Regions from separate parts of the Homo sapiens genome. Here region 2 is linked to region 1. Evidence: read pairs that join two places in POLR2A ChIA-PET (ENCODE). Cell type or tissue: OCI-LY7. All regions are shown on one strand.

Evidence for each region. ChIA-PET counts read pairs that join two places held together with the same protein. Peaks named below come from ENCODE experiments on the same cell type or tissue, not always from the same donor. Only the 100,000 strongest peaks of a DNase experiment are listed, where the experiment ranks them.
Region 2: POLR2A ChIA-PET joins it to region 1 with 5 read pairs; 2 of 35 experiments call an interaction of 5 or more read pairs at or near these places.

What each region holds. Positions count from the first base shown.
Region 1 is chr3:71,984,230-71,986,729 of GRCh38, forward strand. No RefSeq gene overlaps it. Among named protein-coding and RNA genes, the nearest start is that of LINC00877, 110 kb to the right of the region's middle. In OCI-LY7, no CTCF peak of the experiment used is centred here; a DNase peak (open chromatin) is centred at 952; H3K4me3 peaks cover 1,477 bases; H3K27ac peaks cover 2,500 bases.
Region 2 is chr3:72,463,509-72,466,008 of GRCh38, forward strand. LOC105377160 (a long non-coding RNA gene) reads left to right here. Exons shown (of 3, transcript XR_940961.3): 3 at 1-67. Among named protein-coding and RNA genes, the nearest start is that of RYBP, 18 kb to the left of the region's middle. In OCI-LY7, no CTCF peak of the experiment used is centred here; no DNase peak of the experiment used is centred here.

The DNA.
Region 1 (2,500 bases):
CTCTGTTTTAAGAAGGCTTTCACAGGGAGCCCCTCTCTTGCTCTTGACATTTAGAAGTATGGGAAGGTACAGTCCTTTTCCTGAGCTGTCTGACTTTTAGCTGCCAGACACACCTGTAGCAGCCGCCAGATGATGCAGGCTCTTCCTCCTTAGTAACCATCTGTCTACAATGATGGGCAGCCTCAAGGGAGGGTCTCCTCTACCATCTCCCTCTCGTTTCTTCTCCTTGGTCTCTCAACCCCTCTGAATAGCTGAATACCTCCCCTCTTTATATCTTAGCTTTCTGTGGACCAAAACCCAGAAAGGCAAGGGGCTGTGCACCCAGGCGCATAGTTACAATCTGACACCCAATAGATACTTTACGTTCCAGGATGTATCAAAAGCAGGTGGCAGTGGGCGCGGTGGCTCACGCCTGTAATCTCAGCACTTTGGGAGGCCGAGGTGGGTGGATCACTTGTCAGGAGTTCAAGACCAGCCTGGCCAACATGGTGAAACCCCATCTCTACTAAAAATACAAAAATTAGCTGGGCCTGGTGGTGGGTGCCTATAATCCCAGCTACTTGGGAGGCTGAGACAAGAACTGCTTGAACCCGGGATGCAGAGGTTACGGTGAGCCGAGATGGTGCTACTGCACTCCAGCCTAAGCAACAGAGCAAGGTTCTGTCTCAAAAAAAAAAAAAAAAAAATACATGTGGCAAATAAGCACATGAGAACAGTTTTGACATCATTAGTTATTAGGGAGACTCAAGTTAAAACCACAATGAGCTACCAAAAAAAAAAAAAAAAAAAAAGAAAGAACAAAAGCATGTGCAAATCTGTCAAAATCATGATATGAAAATGTGTACACAACATAATGCAGTGTGCCAGCATTCACTGAGATTTCAAAGTCAATTCAAGCAATAGCTATCAGCGCTGGTCCTGTGCTAATCTTAAAATGGCACAAGGCAGTTACGGTCACAGGTGCTTCCCACACACCAGGCATGTACCGAACGTTTCATGTAAGTGTTTCATTTTGAATCAAAACCTTGTGAGGTAGACTATTATTATCTCTAATTTACAAAGGAGGCAAATGAGCTTCAGAGAGAAAAGGAACTTGCCAGAATCTCACAACTGGCTGAACCAAAATTCGGATCCAGGACTTTCTAACTGCAAAGCCCACAATCATAAGCCTTGTGCTTCCCCCATATCCTGTTGGCCCTGACTTCCTTACACGCCTACGAAGTCCTCTGTGATCTCTGCCTGAGGGTTTTCTCCTCTGCACACATGTTGGGCTGCAAGTGCTCAGGAGTTGATACTCCCAAGAGCAGCCCCAGCTGATGATGAATGAGCATTGGAGGGTAAGCATCAGCTTCCTTGCCCCTTGCGGGCCTTAACCCTGGTAGGTTCTGCACAGTCTTCTGAAGGTTCCCAGTTGTCTGCAGTGAAAACCCACTCAGCAACACACAAAATTGGCTTCCTTCTCTTCCCTGTCTCATTTCCCAACTCCCCTAGTGGGATCACTTTCCAAATCAACAGTGTGTACTGAAACTCCTGTCTCAGAGTCTGCTGCTCGGGGGCGGGTGGGGTGGAAGATAGACTCGGTGGGAGGTAGGGTTCCTTATTCTGGAAGAACTTACATATTCTTATGGAGAAAACACACACACACACACACACACACACACACACACACACACACACACGCATGCACAGAGAAGTAGAGAAATAACAAAGACTGTCTCCTGAAGGTAGAACTGCGTGGTATCATGTATCAAAGATAGAATGGGCCTGATGGTACAAAGTGAAGGCAGCTGCACCTGATGACCCCTCACTTTTTTTTTTTTTTTTTTTTTTTGAGACAGGGTTTCACTCTGTCACCCAGGCTGGAGTGCAGTGGTGCTATCTCAGCTTACTGCAACATCTGCCTCCCTGGTTCAAGTAATTCTCCTGCCTCAGCCTCCCACGTAGCTGAGTTTACAGGTGTGCACCACCACACCTGGCTAGTTTTTGTATTTTTAGTAGAGACAGGGTTTTACCATGTTGTCCAGACTGATCTCAAACTCTCGACCTAAGGTGATCCTCCCACCTCAGCCTCCCAAAGTGCTGGAATTACAGGTGTGAGCCACCATGCCTAGTCGACCCCTGATGTTTTGACTGAAAGACCTCAGATTCTCTCCCTTGTGCCACCACCCAGGAGGGTACAAACAGAACAAAATCTGGGCCTTAGGCCTTTCCTCTGATTCCTTAGGGGAATCATATCTGCCCAGCACACTGGGCTGGCTTTGCACAACAGTAAAGTTTATTGCCACGTGAGAGGTGCTAATGTTTTACCACTGAGAATATCTCAGAAGTTAGAACCTCAGGTCCTTCAGTTGTCTTAGCTATGGATGAAAAACCTTCCATCACCCAGCTGCTTGGGTCTTAAGATAGGAAGTGACAGCTACGGTCTTAAGGTAGGAAGCAGTATGTTTTGAGAGCGATCTGTCATTTCTCCACATTTGGCCCACTAGAGTCTTTCTTACTT
Region 2 (2,500 bases), 480 kb after region 1:
AGCACTGGACTTGGTTTTTCTGTTTTTAGAAAGAGCCCTCAAAATAGAGCATCATTTTTCCCACAAACATGATTTCACCTATTGTCTTGATTGTCATTGTTATCCAGTGTACTAAGTACTAGGGAACAGGGCCATTTGTGATAATATTATGAGGGAAGAGAAGACAAGGCTCAAAACCCCAACTAGGATTCTTCGGTTAGAGAGAAAGAAGTGATTGAATGGGAGCATTCAATCATTCCTTCGTTCGACACATACTTACTGAGCACCTATTATGTGCCAACACCACGCTGGTTACTAAAGCTATAATGATGAAGATGACAGATGAAGTTGCTCCCATCACAGAGCCCACTCTTCCATGAAGCTAGACTGCATGCCTACTGGGTGCCATGCCCTCCTAGATAACAGCCTTTGGAAGCAGATGAGACAATCAGACAAGTCACTTCAAAAATGTGTCACAAGCTGGGCGTGGTGGCTCACGCATGTAATCCCAGCTCTTTGGGAGGCCAAGGTGGACAAATTGCTTGAGGTCAGGAGTTTATTACCAGCCTAGCCAACATGGTGAAACCCTGCCTCTACTAAAAATACAAAAATTAGCAAGGCATGGTGGTGGGTGCCCGTAATCCCCGCTACTCAGGAGGCTGAGGCAGGAGAATTGCTTGAACCTGGGAGGCAGATGTTGCAGTAAGCCAAGGTATCACCGCTGCACTCCAGCCTGGTGACAGAGTGAGACTGTGTCTCAAAAAATAAAATAAAAATGTGCCGTGAGTGTGGTGATCAAGGAAGACCAGGAAGCTATGGATGATAAGAAGGAGACCTGGTCTAGTTTCATAGTTCTCTACTGGGGGAAGTTACTCTCCACAGGTGACATTTACAGTGTCTGAAGACATTTTTGATTGTCACATGGGTTGGCGGGGTTGCTACTGGCATCTAGTAAGCAGAAGCCAGAGATGTTGCTAGACATCTACAAGGCACAGGTCAGCCCCCGCACAAAAAGAATTATCCAACTCTAAAGGCCAGTAGTGCTGAGGTTGAGAAACTCAGGTGTGGTCCTTGGGTCAAGTAATGCTTTTGGGAAGAAGTGCAGTTTGACTTGAGAACTGAATGATGCCAGGAGTTCAGAGTGCTGAGAATTGATGTCCACCATCTAATCAGAGGAAATAGTGGAAGGAAAGAGGAATTCACAGGAGCTTGAGCTCAGGATACAGAGACAGTGAGGGGAGGTCGTAGGAGACGAAATGCAAAAATCAGTGTGTACTCAGAGAGACTAGAGGGCCTTCTATGCCGTGCTATGAAATGTGGACTTTATTTGGAGGGCATGATGGCTAATACAGTCTCCACATCATACCCCCCCTCACATACACACATACCCTCTTGGACATTTTTAAAGCCAGTGAGATGATTCAGTTTGCTTTTAGAAAACCCACTCTACCAGCAATGCAGATGATTGGAGAGGGAAGAGATTGGAGGCAGGTGAAACCTTATGCACTATAGAAATGATAAATGGAGGCTGTTGCAGTGAACATGGGGAAGCTGCAATAGACTCCTGAGAATAGAGAAATTTTTATACTTGGTGATGAATTGGATATTGGGAGAGAACGAATTGCTTAGGATGACTCTGGGGTTTCTAGCTGTGGGCTAGTATGAGTGGTGAAGTGTGTTATAGAGAAGCTTGTAAAGGGACACAGTTCAGTTTAGGAAATGCGATGTTGACGGTCCTATGAGGACATCCAGTTGGGCATGTTCTGCTCACATCTGGTGCTGCAAAAAGATCTGTCTATGAGATATGAATGGGACCATTGCTAGCACCCACAGATGGTAACCAAAATCTTAGAAGTGAAAGCAGCATGCCAGGAAAGTGCTGAGTGAGAGAAGAGAAGGCAAAGGGCAGAATGTCAGGGTTCGTAGGTAGGTAAGGAGGCAGAAAGAAGGGACCACAGAGGAGGGGCCAGAGAAGTAGAAAGAAAGAGCAGTGAGGCCCACTGAGGGAAGGATTCACTTTAGGAATGAGAACATGGTTAAGCTGTTTAATGGAACAGAGGTTCAGCAGAATGCAAAATCAGATGGAGCTATTGGACATGTCAATCAGGAGGTCATTGATGACCTTTTCAACAACAGTTTCACTTTAATAGTGAGGGTGGAATTTATTTAAAGACACTTGACTACCCAAATGTAGAGGAAGAAAATAAGAACAGAATGTCTTTATATCTCAGCAGAATTTGAATAGCAGTCATTTTCCAGGCTTGGCAAACAGAAAAGGAGTATACTGATTAATTAGCAGAAAACCAGATTAACAGTAGCCCAAATCATAAGAACAGTTATTGTATACTAAGAAAGAAGTCTGGAGAGCAGCAGCCTCCAAGTTGATTTGGCAGCTTAGCAATGTCATTAAGAATCTGGACTCTTCCTATTTTTCTGCTCTGCCATCTTAACAGTGTTGGCTTTTGTCCTCATGCTTGTATCTCCCTCATGGTCCCAAAATAGCAGCTTGCAGCTCCAAGCA